Linked DNA regions of Homo sapiens: all the other regions are linked to region 1. Evidence: chromatin contacts called from ENCODE Hi-C or POLR2A ChIA-PET data. All regions are on one chromosome and are shown on one strand. Each heading gives the region's core, a stretch centred on a gene start or an enhancer-like site at or near the end of the contact. The rest is flanking DNA. Distances are from core to core; before and after follow the strand shown. Region 1 has its middle 360 kb from the start of LINC02879. Region 2 has its middle 420 kb from the start of LINC02879. Region 3 has its middle 320 kb from the start of LINC02879.

Region 1 (4,999 bases), core at 981-3,480:
ATTAATATTACACTGTGGGAAACATTTTGGGAAGTAAAAAATCTCCTATTATTTGCAATATAGTGAAAGGTAGACAATGTCCCTAATGAGCTTATTCCTTTAGGTGAAAACGAAAGAAGAACGAAAGAAAAAGAAAGTAGGAAAAGAGACTTCCTGTAACATGAGTCAGCTTGTATTGGATTTTTTTTTTTTTTTTTTTTAGAAAGGTAATACCTGTATAACAAAGCAGCGATCTCAGAAAAAAAGAAAAAAAAGTATTGGCCTGTTTACAAGCAGAAATAAAGAGCATTTTGAGAGTTCAGAAATTCAGGGACTTGCCAGGTTGAACGCTGCTATTGATTCTCATCTAATCAGTACAAGATAACACTAAGGGGCCTTTTGAGTGACAGCCTAGGATGAGGACAAAGTCAAGAGTCTGCCAATTGCACCCTGAGCTAAAGCCCATGAATGGCTTATATTGAACCCAGGAAGACCTTTCAGATGTCTCAGGAAACAATGGCTCAGGAAAAAGAGGTTGAAATATGACTCTTCCATAAAAGCCTTATAGGCTCAAAGTACCCACAATTAAACTAATTTAATTTGACTTAATTTAATTTAATGTAAGGGGCATGTGAGTACTCATAAATGGGAAAAAATGACAAGACAAATAGCAAATGTTCTATTATATTGGATATTTTAATATGTTGTATATATTCTATATTCCTACCATGTCTATTCCACAGTTGTATAATCTGTTTGTGTACATATTTGTGTGTCCCCATACACATTGTTGAGACTGGTCAGACAAATCCTCCTTTTGGTTCCAGTGTCTAGACACGTTGTAGAGACTCCCAGGCATCACTCAGAGATCTTGGGCTTTGAACTTGAAGCAGGGATTGGATAGGAGTATTGTGTTGTTTTGTCGTGTCAGAGAAATAGAAGCAAATGTTATTGACTCTAGGCTGACTCTAGTAGACTGTATTTTTGTTCACCCATGTTTGGTGCCTCTTCCCTTTGCTTTCCTCCAGAGGATGATTTTGTTTCTTCTAGCAAACACTGAAAGTGCTGTGCTTCCTTGGGCGCTCTTAAGATCCCATTTTGCCTTTATGAATGCTGCCCCCTGCCCACCTCTCAGGGGCTTTCAAAGACCAACACCAGATGCTATATTTGTGTGGACTGTTTTTGCTACCGGAGATATTGGCCTCACAAGCTTAGAGAGCCCAGGGTGCCTATCCCACAGCTACTAACCAATGATTGTGAGGTGAAGGAGTGTGAAAGCCCAGCCTCCTTACCTTTCGTGGGAAGTAATCTATGCACCAGAGGTCTCCCCCTGGGGTCAAACTGAAGCTTAACCTTCCCTTTGCTTCTACCTCAGATCTCACCCTTGCCAGGCTTTGTTCTCTTCCATGTCCTCTTTTGTCCACCATGGTCTCCCTGGGAACTCATCCTTTATAAATGACTTGCATTGAAATCCTCATCTCAGGGTCCACTCCAGGGAAACCAATCTAAGACACACCCTTATCTTGTTGAACTTTCCTGGGGCTGTATGATTGCTTGGGTTCTGGAAATGTCAGTTGAAATAATATGTGCCATTCTCAGCAAAAGCTTTAAGGCCAGCAGGCACTACATCCTGCACCCTGCCCTCTGTCACAATTGGCATCATTCCAGCTAGAGACTGATCCAGTAGTCTTGGTATTGTGTGGAGTGAATACAACATGGGTCAGAATCACAGCCAGCTTTTGATGGACTTCTAATAGGATTTGCCTTTATTGTTATAAATCCAGGAGATATGAGGGTTCTTTGTTTCCACAGCATAATCTAGCCTATGTTGGCTAATACAACAAGCTTCCACGAATAAAGCAGCCTGAGACATGGCTTATAATTTAACTACCCAATAATCTTTAAAAAGGCAATCTATACGAATACATTTAGTGCATATAAGTTACTCATCATGTGATGATATGGAGGTATTTGATGCAGTCCATGCTGAAAGTATTATCTAGTTAAGATAAAGCTAATTTTGAGAGATAAAGCTATTTCTTTGATATAGATTTTAAAGCAATTTATCTAGTTCAGTAATTCCAGAAAGGCATGTTATCTAGATCAGTGTGTAGTCTCTTCCCTCATTTTGACACTAAATAATATTCAGTTCAATTTCACTTCTTTGAGAATGCACCTGATTTACTCATTAAAAATTATTTGGTTGGGTTCCAAGATTCCAAACCTGGATTACGTGGTCACAAGAAGCAATGCTCAAAAACCAGGATTCTGAGTCATAGAAACCTTGAACAATATAAGGATATGAGTTTTTAGTTTCCAAACAAACCCACGGCATATTGTTACACAAAATGCCATGAGCTTATTGAGAACATATTTTTCTCTGACACGTCAGGGAGGTAGTCTTGACACAGCAATGACTTTTAAAATAACTGTAACTTGTGTACATTGTGATTTTTTGTGGTCTTCCTGAAATGGGTTTTGTCTTTGGTGTCTCTTAAAGTGAGAAAACGAACAGTTTGACTCACATGAAACTATTTGAGGATAATAAAGGATGTTTACTGTTGCCAGAAACTGATCAGAAAGGGGAAAAATAAGCAAACTCAGAAATAGTTCATTAAATAGCTGACTGTAAAGGAGGAATAAAAATCACATGGGAATGGAAGTGACACGTCAGTTGATAATAGCATGAGCCAAAACATAGGCCATGTGTGGGCATAGTATGAGAATTGTATTCTGGAGATGCTCATTTCTTGGGGCTAGAGGTTTAAGTTGAGCACTAGAGAAAGGTTAAATATTTGCCATTATAGGCTAACATTATTTCTGCAAAATTTCAGACTGGAAGGGAGCAATGTAACAGAGTCTCAAATATATCCAGCAAGGCAATTGTAATTATTATATGTGGGGAAAATAAGATCAAATGCCTCTCAACCTCATTAGTATGACAATTATCTAATCAGACAGTTACTTCTCTGAATTCCCCAAGCAAATATTTACATTCTGATTTGTAAGGCCACGGGGTCACACAGAGCCAGGGGAGCATAAGTCCTAGGAGACAATGTGACTGTCACTTCTTGAGTTGTGCAGTGTGGAGACCCAAATTCCAACCAGGAAATGATATTATTAGTGTGTAGGTGTAAAGAGGGGAAAGGGTAAAGATAGCAGAAGCCTACCTAAGACTAAGGTAAATAAAGGTAATGAAAATAATGACTACTAATTATGTTGTACCAGATACTCTATAACATTTTTCCTATGTACCACATACTCTGTAAAATTCTCACCTATGAGTTGATGCGCTATTTTAATTACAGATTAGAAAATTGTTGCACAGAGAGATTAACTTCCTCAAGTTCTCAGGCTAAGAATGATGAAGCTAGGACCTGAATTCATGTCTTATCTGAATCTCAAATATTCATATTGATTGTTTGACTTTTTTCTCTGGCTTTCTAGAACTTTGTCAAAGAATATCATGCATAATTAATGAAGGACTAACCTATAGTGATGACTTAATATACCTGCATGGATATAACACTATTTTTATAACTTTAATATTAGTAACTACTAAGATCATTTCAAATTTTCCATTTTTATTTCTGATATAGTATTTTTTTTAAGTTACTCAAATTAGTAAAATAACTGTAAAGGACTAGCGATGAGAACTTCTAAATGATATACCACTTCTCTTTCTTATATAATATGTATCCACTATATTAATTCCTCTTCTTTTTTTATGGTGCCTCTTTTTCCTCACTGTCTTTACACTGTAAGCAGCACTCAATGACCAATGGCAAATGTGGGGAGGACTTCATAGCTTCTAAGTGCTGTTCTGTTTTGTTTTGCTTGTTTTTGTTTCCCTGAATTCTTATATACTCAAGCTTCTGTGTGCCTCATTCTCAAGCTCTAGGAAGTTTGTTTGGTTTTTACTATATTTCACATTACTATCAAATCCCTAAACTTTTCATGAGTGCTGAAACTTAAATAGTCACTTAGGTAGGGATCACAAGTTTTTCTCATGTATAATGAGGTCAGGGCTTGGAAATCATATCAGTCAGATCTACAGTGATAATGCGTTAATCTTTGTAAAATAATTTTAAATAAATTTGCTTTATTATTGCATTTATTAAACATTATTTAACTTCTTACAGCCATTTCATTAAGGCATCTAAAGGAATGGAACACACAAACTTTTTTTTTCTATTTTGTCTTTTATTAATCATTAATCTTTATTAATTATCTTTTATTAATTATTCTTTTATTATCTTTTATTAGTTATCTGGTTTCCACTGCCTCAATAATATTAAATTGTATTAATTATCTGGTTTCCAAAGCCTCAATAATTTGAAATTTTATTAATTATCTGCTTCCCAAAGCCTCAATAATAATATTTGAGGCACCTGGACGCTCCCCTTTTCGCTGTCATGTCATGCCTTACCTGACTGAGGACTGCTTTTAGATCATTCTTCAAATATATGAATTTTCTACATTCTCACTCCAAGGTTTACAAGCAAGTCATTGGTACATCACTTTTTATATTCTATTCTACTAGTCTATCTGCATTTATTGCAGGAGAAGGAAGCTGGCCAACCTCAATACCTATTCTTTTCCCTTTAAACTGCTTGAGAGTGGTCATATAACCTTGCCTACAGATGAGTCAACAAACCATGGCTGTAGTGCTCAATCATCTATTTAAACCAGTTAACAGATTATTAATTTATTGTTATTCAATTTTAATTCTCCATATAAGAAATGCTTATTAGTCTAGATATTCACAGTTATTCACCTTTATGGATAACATTGGTAAAGGTTGTAGATGATATTTCTCTATTTCAACCAATTTATCCTTTGAGTTTCAAAAACTCACTAGTATTCAAAACATTCAAGAGGCCTATAGGCAATTTATTTATTTCTGGATAAAACATGTGGCTATTTTAATAGCCCTGACTTAGTTATCAGTCCTCAGCTTGACAAAAAGATACTTCTTCTGTTTGTCAGCTCAGACCATTGATTCAATTATGCCTTATTT
Region 2 (4,999 bases), core at 673-3,172, 59 kb before region 1:
TGGATGCCCCTGAAAGAAGAATATGTAGAAGAGAGGACTCATGTCAGGAAAAAGATGAAGACGCCTTTGCCAAAATTATATCAGTGAGAAAAATTATGAGAGTAAAGTAAGCTAACCTACCCTCATCTTGCCTTTCCCTTAATTATTCCTGGGCTATTGGGCAAAGCTAACTTTGTAAAACATTTAGGCTGTAGTTTAAAAGATAATAGGCCTTGCCAGGAAACTCAACAGTTTTGTAAAGCTAATGGGGAGCCATCAGGCTGATGGGACGAGAGAATCCTGAGTCCTGCTAAAGTGCAGACTTATATAAACGATTATCAGCCATTATTCGGGAAGTTATAAGATATGCGACTTCCCCAATTATTCCTGCAAATAACATCACTGTTGTAGATTGGTCTTTTGAGATATCTTTTCAGGTTTTTTGCGTGTCTGACAAACATGGCTCCACCTAGACCCGTCAACTCTGCTCCTGTGGCCCCACTTAGAGGCAAGTCAGCCTGCAGGAGGACAGCTTTGACCCCTTATGATGTCATCTCAGCCCCAACCAATCAGCAGCAATTACCTGGCCTTCCTCACCAATTACCAATCAGACCATTACCTGGCCTTCCCCACCCCTTCCTTCAAACTGCTTTTGAAAAACCCCTAACCTATGAGCTTTGGACAAGATGATTGGAGTATGAACTCTGTCTCCCCTGTGACATGGTTGGGCTCGTGTCTATTAAACTCTTTCTCTACTGTGATGCTGTAGTCCTTCATGCAGCAGACAGGAAGAACCCCTTGGACAGTTATAAAGATATTAAATGAAAAAAAGTTCCCTTATCATCCCCGATACCACACCTGACTGACATAGTAATAACAGTATTGACAGTAGTGTTAGATAGATAATAAGTGTTTATACTAATCCTCACAACAACTCTCCTGATACATGGATATTATTGACACTTTATAGATGAAAATGAAAATTCAGAAAGGTTAAGTGTATTACAAAAATTTAGATGGCTGACAAGTTACAAAAAAGGGTGAAATTCAAATGTATTTACTCCAAATTTAAGCTTCTGAACATTCCATCAGAGTTGCCTTGCGTGTACACCACTGGATTCAAAATACCCAATTAGATTCATGATGAGTATGAAGTGCTCTTATTATTTTGTTTATTTTTTATTTTGTAAATATCATGCAGTGATTTTCTTTCTCTGCCAGGAGGAGGAAAAACAGGCAAATAAATAGGCAAAACAAAAGTATAAAGGTTGAAATATTAAAGGTAAAATTCACAAAATTAAAGACAATTAGAAATAAGGTTATTTTTGGGCCGGGCGCAGTGGCTCACGCCTGTAATCCCAGCACTTTGGGAGGCCGAGACGGGCGGATCACGAGGTCAGGAGATCGAGACCATCCTGGCTAACACGGTGAAACCCCGTCTCTACTAAAAATACAAAAAAAATTAGCCGGGCATGGTGGCGCGCGCCTGTAGTCCCAGCTACGCACGGGAGGCTGAGGCAGGAGAATGGCGTGAACCCGGGAGGCGGAGCTTGCAGTGAGTCGAGATCGCGCCACTGCACTCCAGCCTGGGCGACAGAGCGAAACTCCGTCTCAAAAAAAAAAAATAAAAAATAAGGTTATTTTTGTTGTGTTGATTAGCACTACAAGTAATTCTTGAGCCTGGCAAGAAGGGATATAGTCTTTGTCATCCCTTTGAAATTGACACCTTTATTGAAGCCTTTTATTTCTCTAGTTATTATAGTGTACATTTTCTTGCCACATCTCATTGTAAATTGAGTTAGTTAATTTTGTATTTTATTTTCTCTTCAAAACAACTTTTTTTTAGTAGATGTGACTGTTTCTTTTTATGTTCATTTTATAGGTAAGGAAATCAAGAATGTTCCTTGTAGCAATTAAATGACAAAACTGGAACTTGAACCTTAATCTTCTGACTCAATGTCTGGGATTCTTTCCATGATCCTACATTACGTAAGACAAAAATGGTCTAGTATCTAAAGGCAAACAGTTTCTATTATGAGGAAAGAATTAGGGAGTTAATTTTTTAAACTGCCCTTCCGCCTCTGAAAGATTTGAAAGAGGAAGCCACAAGCAAGCTGGGAATGTTTCATTTATCTTATCTCTGACAAGGAATAAGAAGTATTTTGGAATTCCCTAGAGCCCAGCATGTCTATTATGCACTGACAGAGCTTCCTGTAATTAAAGGCTATATTACATTTGGATGGAAGTGACACACTCCCTTCTGGAAGCCTATAGCCATATGCAGCCTTTATTTAATAAAAAAGAAATCAGAAATCAATTGAAAGTGAAATTTGTTAGGATTAGGATGTTAAATAAAACCATGTTCGGGGCAGAGTTGACAAAATCTTTCCCTCTGAGTTGGTACGAAGTTAAGAAGCTTCTACAATCATACAAAAAAAAATTTATTTTAGGAGTAAGTGAAAAAGAGAGATTATTTGTTGGTTTGAGTGGAAGACTACAGAACTTTTCAAAAGATTTGGTGAGCAGATGCTTTTAAAAGCTCTTACCAGCTCAGTCTTTACTACTAGTAATTTCAAACAAAGCAGGAGGTCAGAGCATTGATGTTATTTTCCTCCCTTTTTCTATAGTCCTCTTGGCTAACCACTGATAGAGAACAGCCTGGAGCAGCCTTGAGAAGCCCCTGTGGTGAAAACACATCAATGTCAGCTTTAAACTGGGGGCTTGTTTTAAGCGTAAACTAATTTTTCCAGTTTCTCCCTTACTTTACCTTTTCATAACCACATTAAAAACAAGAAAATATCCATGATTTGTCTCCAAAGATATGCTATTTTGTTTGGGTTGATATCATGAATTTGTCATTTCTTACCCCTTCTGAATTTTACATAAGATTTCATGAATAGTAAGATAAGAGAGTATATGAGGAATTAGCAGTGGCTCTTGTTACAGGCATTATTTTCCACTATAGAAGTTGCTTTCTTAGGTCAATATCCCTAGAAACAAATCTTGAGATGAGCTTTTATGCCCAAGAGACACATTAAGAAGGTACTTCCTGGAGACACTAATATGGAAAGGCAGAAGCAGAACAAGAAAGAGGAAGAAGCCAGCACTATAGTATGAATGTGTGTACCCCAAAAAATTCATATGTTGAAAGCTAATCACCAATGTGATAATTTTAGGAGGTGGAGAATTTAGCAGATGATTAGATGATAAGAGCAGAGTCCTTATGAATAGGGTTAGTGCCATTATAGAAAAGGCCCCAAAGAGCTCCTGTGCCCCTTCTGCCATGTGTGTACACAGTGAGAAGGAGTCATCTATGAATCAGAGAGCAGGACCTTACCAGACACTGAATCTGCTGATGCCTAGATCTTAGACTTCTCAGCCTCTAAAACCATCAGAAATAAATTTCTGTTGTATACAAGCCACTCAGTTTATATTATTTTGTTATGGTAGCTTGAACTGATTAAAACACCAACAAAGGTAAAATTTCTGGCAAAATCCTCTTGATGATTGCCTGATCCCACCTTTCAGGGAAGTGATTTCACCTTGAGGTCATAGAGTTAGGCTTTCTACTCTCTTACCTCCTGGTCATTTACTAAGGTCACCCTTTGGGGATGCCAGCTCATGGAATTGCCAGTTTCAATGGCCCCTAGAAATGGAGTCTCATAGGAAAGTTGAACAAATGCCTTTTAAAGCTGAGAGAGGTAATCACAGAAATAATAAAATAGGTCCAAGGAGATCTAGGCAGACATCAGCCTGTGGACACACCAATTGGTTTAAAAGAAATTGGGTTGAGCTGCATCAAAGATGTTTTACTTTCCTAGACCCCGTAAAAATTCTTAAAGTTGATTATGACACAGATGTTAATGAACAGTCTGGAGTCTTTCAAGAACTGTGACTAGAGAGGGTTGAGGTGCTAGGAAAGACAGTGAGAGGGAGCCAGGGTCCAATACAGGAGTTAGTGGCAAGGTTTACTTCTACAGTATACTAAATATCAACCTTTACAAACCTTACACAAAGCAGTGGCAAGGTTTGCTTCTACAGTATACTAAATATCAACCTTTGGGATGAGGTAATTATAATTCTAAGTAGGCTATTTTAAAGTAACTATTACTATTTTTACCTAAACTCCCACTATAGGCAAAAAAAAAAAAAAAAAAAAAAAAAATCCAGAACACTGATGGTAATTTCAGCTCTTTTAGGAGCAAGCAAGAGTTTATTAATTTCCTTCCCACTGACTTTTTAAGGATGTATAAGCTGCCTTGATCTGCTCTCTGTATTTACCTCTGTGATCTGCTTTGCCAACTCCAAATTGGAGAATGTATTACTAAGGCAGCAGAATTTGATGACAGCTTTGTATCACCAATGAACATCTCTCCTTGCTACAGCTCTGCTCTGCTCCACTGCACCAGTTGGATTCAGAGCATGGTTGCAGCCAGGATAGTAAAGCAGTTGTTAAAGAGTGGGCAGAGTAGAGAGTTTGCAAATAGAGAGTTTAGAAAAAAAATCATAGGATCTGGTCAAACAATGAGACTTGACTTTTGGCAATCAACTGTTCAAATAGATCAACCCCATTTCATTGTGAGAAAGAATGTTGCATAGCTCCTACATCTACAGATTATGATAACCATGTGAATTGTAGACAGAGCCAATAAGAACGTAGTTTGAATATAGAATAACTTCTCAGAAATAATAATCATTGGCGTTTACAACTGCATAATAATAACACTGCCAGAATTGCCAATTTCCTAAATAAAGGTCAAAAACATGCATTTTGAAATCTGGGAACAGACTATTAAATCTGGAAAACAGATTATTAAAGGTGGGAAGATATCCAGGCTGAAAGTGCTTTAGCTGCTTCTTTCTGTCCGCAAAACTAGAGAATACTTTGTGTGCATGTAGAGTGTGGAATATTCCCCATCAACTCCCCTTCTCAAGACCCAGATCCACTCTCCACTCTGTCCACTTGGAGTGCCCTTTGCCCTCTGGCTTTGGTTGACTTGGCCAATGAGGGGCACTGAGT
Region 3 (4,999 bases), core at 1,628-4,127, 40 kb after region 1:
GAGAAGACATTGAGTGCTATTGAACATTGCCAATTTTTATAGTGGATCAGCTTGAAAATATTTAGCACAGATGTTTCTGTAATTGTGACACATTGGGAAAATTCACATGTTCAATAGCCCTCTAACTCTCTCTTCCATCTGTGCAGTGTGATGGTCCACAGTTACTGCACAAGGCCATTATATGAAACAGAGAGTAATGGGGTCTGGCTCAAGACCTATAGAAAGATTCTCTTGTACCATCTGTGCTCCTCTATTTGCTTGCAGGTATATGTGTGTTTGTACTTATTTATGATTGTTGTTATCACATACCTAAAAAGCTGCATCTCTTTCTTGCACTCTGTGGTTAAGCAGAGCTTAGCCCACAACCAGGATCTGGAGAGAATGAGTGGAATAGAGAATTGGAACACAGAAAGCTCACTTTTTTTCTTTAGCTCCAGCCTCAATTCTAATCAAGGTCAGCAATGGCTGAAAGTTTTTTTTATGAGCTGCTGGTTGTTCGATGAATGCAAAGTAAGCTGGCAGACTCATTTGGGTTCCCAGTGAACAGTTGCCCAAGTTACAAACCATTGGCTTCCTGGTTTTTATCTGAGCAAAGAGATCTCCTAGCAGAGTGGTCTTTCTGACTATTCCTGTCCTCAGTGTTCTCATTCTCTTCTCTCAAATATAGAATTTTGAATCCAGCTTCTGCATCTGTGTCACACTGTTTAGTGCCTTCTCATGTCTTGTTCTTCCTGGGCTATTCTTCTGTTTAGATTATTATTTTATTATCTACTAACTAGATTATAAATTCCATAAGGATAGGGATTACTTCTGTTACTCTCCTTTCATTTGTACTCTTTGCTCACACAGTTCTAAATTTGTTACTCCCTGAAGATAGAATTCATACAAATATGATCAACTATCATCTACTTGCATATAAATTTTTTAAAGAATATAGTTAAAATATGCTATGGGTGTGTAAAGATTGGACTATTCCATTTTCGATTATATGCTGTGTTCTTCTCCAGCCTCTGGCCTCTAGTCATGTTGATACTAAGAAGCAGTTGCAAAATACCAAACTGTTTATCTGGCTTTTCTCTCCTGAAACAAACTACAAGATGAACAGTTTTCAAACCATTCAATCATTTTTAATGTGACCCCAGAAACATTTTGGTATAGTATTTTCAACTAGAGCTATAAACATTTCATGTATTTTGCAAGTAATTTGCAGGTTGAGTAAGCTATCCTTGCCTAGATTGCTCATAAATTGAAGCCTGTCTATCTCACATCATCATAGGCACCTTAGAAGAACTACTAAGCCAAATTATGTAGCTAATTTTATCTTTAAACAATGATTACCAATTATAAAGCTTTAGGAAATAGTATACTTGGAATCTGACCTAAAGAGATAAGAAACAATTTTTATTCTATGTTCTATGTCTCAACAAATACTTTGCTCTATGTCACGGCCTGAAGAATCTCACATAACTATTACTAGAGTTAGATGCATATTTTTGGTGAAAGAATTCTAAAATATGCATAGAAGGGAATGTTGAAATAAACGGTTCTAGTAATTAAAAGAAAATTTTATTATATCTGCTCAGCCATACACATTGTGAGAAGATAGGAATACACATAGTGTTGAATTATCGTTTATATTTTCAATTATTTATAGTATTTTCATTAAACAAATGTTGATTGTATATTTTTATGTGTTAAGCAAAAGCCAGAGTGTTGATACACCAATATGAAAAAATAAAATAGATGTGGTATCTGTCTTCTTAAAGCTTGTAATCCAACAAGGATTTAGGAAAATGCATGGGCAATTAATACACAGAATGATGAGCTGAATCTTTATATAAATAGGATAACATGAAAGCCCATGGAAGACACCTAACTCTTACAGCTTCCCCTAAGAAGAAGTAGAGAGCAATAATGTTGCTTCAAAAAAGAAGCATCTATGAAGCTCTAGAAGTAAGAGACATTTTATAGCGTAATTATGTCATGAAACTAATTAGCACCATATAAATTCAGATTATATCCAACGGACCCATTTCCAAGACATAAGAAGTAGAAGCCACAGCATTACAACTATACACACACACACACACACACACACACACACACACACACACACACACACATATATATATTATATATACCAAATGTATGTATACCAAATGTATATACACACACATATATATACACATACATATATATATTTTATATATATACACACACATATATATATTATATATATATACACACACACATATATATACACACACTAAGGAACAATTGCGTATATAATTGTTCCATATAACAATTGCATAAATAATTGTTCCATGTAACAATTGCAATATATTATATTATGAAATGGGTCTATAACATTATAGAGAGATGTAATATATATATATATATATATTTAGAGAGAGATAGAGATAGAGAGAGAAAGAGACCAAAATATATGCATTCTTAAAACTAATCATGCTAGGCAAAATTGTATAATAAAAACCACTAGGGTTACAGAAAAAATGGGGCATGAAACTGAGAAACTTTATCCATGACACATACAAAAAAGGAGAAAACATAATAAAAATGGTGGCAAAGTTTTACATGTGTTTAATGATTAAGATACACACAAATATTCAATAAATATGACATTTTATGTTTAAATTTTATGTTTAAAAATCCCTGGAGTTTGCCTGTGAAAGTGGGCATTAGAAAGGTTGCAGTTTGTGAGTTATTGTGAAATGCCACAAAGAGAATTATACGAAATTGGATGAAAACTTGTCACACCAGATGTGAAAAGATATGTTTGTCTTTCCTTAGTCACAGATTTGGCAGTTTCCATGAGTCAGAAGTCTGGGCATAGTGTAGTTCAGCTGGTTCTCTGCTTCAGGTTTCAAAATCAACGTGTTGGCAAGGCGGTTTTTTCCACGGGATCCTCTGGGAAGGATTCAATCCACTTCCAAGTTCATCCAGTTGCTGCAGAAGCCATTTCTTGAGGGATACAAGGTGAAGTCCCAATTTTCCTATTAGCTGTTAGATGAAGGCTTCCTTGTTCCTACAGGCCTCTCTCTAGTCCATACATGTGGTCCCTGCATCTCAGAACCAGTGACTGTATGTCAAACCATTCCAGTGCTTGGGAACTCTCCTTCTGTTTCATATTTCTTGCTCTAGCCAGAGAAAGCTCTGTTTTTAAGGGCTCATGTGATTAGATTAGGCCCATTGTATAACCCAGAATAATCTTTTTTAAATTACATCAATGATTAGTAACTTCCATTAAATCTATGAAGTCCTTTCACCATATAACATAATATTCATCGGTTCCTAGGATCAGGGAATGGACATTTTGGGGGCCTATTCTGTCTACCTCAATGAGTGTGGTTTATAAGATACATGGTTGACTTAGGTAGCTGGCAGATGTTTGAGATGTATGCATTTTATGTGCAGTCATGCATCACTTAGTGACAGGGATATGTTCTGAGAAATGTGTTTTTAGGCAATTTTGTCCTTGTGCAAACATCATAGTGTATACTTACGCAAACCTAGATGGTATAGCCTACTAGACCCAGGCTATAGCAGCCTATTTTCTCCTAGGCTACAAACCTGTACAGCATGCTACTGTACTGAATACTGTAGGCAATGGTAATACAATGCTAAGTATTTGTTTATTTAAACATATCTAAATATAGAAAAGGTACAGTACAAATATGGCATTATAATCTTATGAGACCACTCTCATATATGCAGTCTATCATTGATCTAAACATTGTTATGTGGCATATGATTGTATTCCTATGTGGCTCCTTTCAGCTGGGTGACAATTTTTGCACCAACTAGAACTTCTTATGGAAAAAACCAGGCATAAACAACCATGAAATTTGTATTATGCCCACATTGTTTCTAAAATGTCAATTGTGTTGGAACAAATTTGTGTTTTCAAAATAACCACTATAGCAGAATTGATTGTACATATTTTAAAGAAAGAACACTACAGTTGGCTTTTATAAATATAGTTATAGTGGCAGGTTCATAGGCACAGTGGGTAGAGAAATCTGCCGTATTTCAGATATATTCTAACTATAAGAATCTGGATAAATGCCAGCTTTTTCTAGACTCTAATTGCCTCACAAGTCAAATAAGGGGTTTGGCCAAATTGTCTTGCAAGTCTCTTTTAGATAGAAAAATAATTTTCATAATAAATCTAAGCTCATAGAAAATGTATCAATAACTTGTTAACAATATGTGAAGAAGTGATGATTATTTTCATATATGTAGATGGATACATCTGGCCCAAGGCTTTATCCAAGTCCATTAGCCAACAAAATGATATTTTCATGCACTTACGAGACCCCAAAAGGATATATTTTTAAATATATTTTGTATAGCTATATATTTGATCCTAGGAATGCAAATGGAAAAAATGGAAGTAAAAGGAAGCTTTTAAAAGGATGATAGGACCTAAATATTAGCTGGTGATGAAATATGAGAGGTCTTCAAAAATTTCATGGAAAATGCATATTATGAAAAAACTGGCCAAGCATGGTGGCTCATGCCTGTAATCCCAGCACTTTGGGAGGTTGAGGCAGGCAGATCACTTGAGCTCAGGAGTTTGTGACCAGCCTGGGTAATATGGTGAAAGTCCATCTCTACAAAAAACACAAAAAATTAGCTAGGCATAATGCCATGAGCCTGTAGTCTCACTTACTTGAGGGGCTGGGCTCAGCCTAAGATGCTGAGGCTGCAGTGAGCTCAGATTGCACCACTGCACTGCAACCTGGGTGACAAAGTGAGACCCTGTATCAAAAAAAAAAAAAAAAAGAAAGAGAAAGAAAGAAAGAAAGAAAGAAAGAAAGAAAGAAAGAAAGGAAGAAAAAGTGAAAGGAAAGGAAAGGAAAGGGAGGGGAGGGGGGAGGGGAGGGGAGGGGAGGGGAGGGGGAGGGGAGGGGAGGGGGAGGGGGAAAGGGAAAGGGAAAGGGAAAGGGAGAAAAAAATTATGCTTGCATTTCAAAAT

Evidence for each region. Hi-C counts contacts between places; a loop is a spot of excess contacts on that map. ChIA-PET counts read pairs that join two places held with the same protein, here RNA polymerase II (POLR2A).
Region 2: a map of endothelial cell of umbilical vein shows a loop between it and region 1 (4-fold over the local background). The contact joins two enhancer-like sites. A Hi-C loop is called at or near these places in 4 of 168 maps with a recorded cell type or tissue (A673, CD4-positive, alpha-beta T cell, endothelial cell of umbilical vein and 1 more). POLR2A ChIA-PET finds 5 or more read pairs at or near these places in 1 of 52 experiments (HEK293).
Region 3: a loop to region 1 is called in a map of PC-3, with 4 times the contacts of the local background. The contact joins two enhancer-like sites. A Hi-C loop is called at or near these places in 2 of 168 maps with a recorded cell type or tissue (PC-3 and heart left ventricle). POLR2A ChIA-PET finds 5 or more read pairs at or near these places in 2 of 52 experiments (OCI-LY7 and Panc1).

Annotation. Positions count from the first base shown.
Region 1 is chr18:28,792,426-28,797,424 of GRCh38, forward strand. No RefSeq gene overlaps it. Among named protein-coding and RNA genes, the nearest start is that of LINC02879, 360 kb to the right of the region's middle. Within about 2 kb of position 2,231, at least 3 of the 41 ENCODE cell types and tissues checked have a DNase peak (open chromatin) inside an H3K27ac peak, as active enhancers do; they include PC-3 and endothelial cell of umbilical vein, where a contact is called at or near this core.
Region 2 is chr18:28,733,854-28,738,852 of GRCh38, forward strand. No RefSeq gene overlaps it. Among named protein-coding and RNA genes, the nearest start is that of LINC02879, 420 kb to the right of the region's middle. Within about 2 kb of position 1,923, at least 3 of the 41 ENCODE cell types and tissues checked have a DNase peak (open chromatin) inside an H3K27ac peak, as active enhancers do; they include endothelial cell of umbilical vein, where a contact is called at or near this core.
Region 3 is chr18:28,832,239-28,837,237 of GRCh38, forward strand. No RefSeq gene overlaps it. Among named protein-coding and RNA genes, the nearest start is that of LINC02879, 320 kb to the right of the region's middle. Within about 2 kb of position 2,878, at least 2 of the 41 ENCODE cell types and tissues checked have a DNase peak (open chromatin) inside an H3K27ac peak, as active enhancers do; they include PC-3, where a contact is called at or near this core.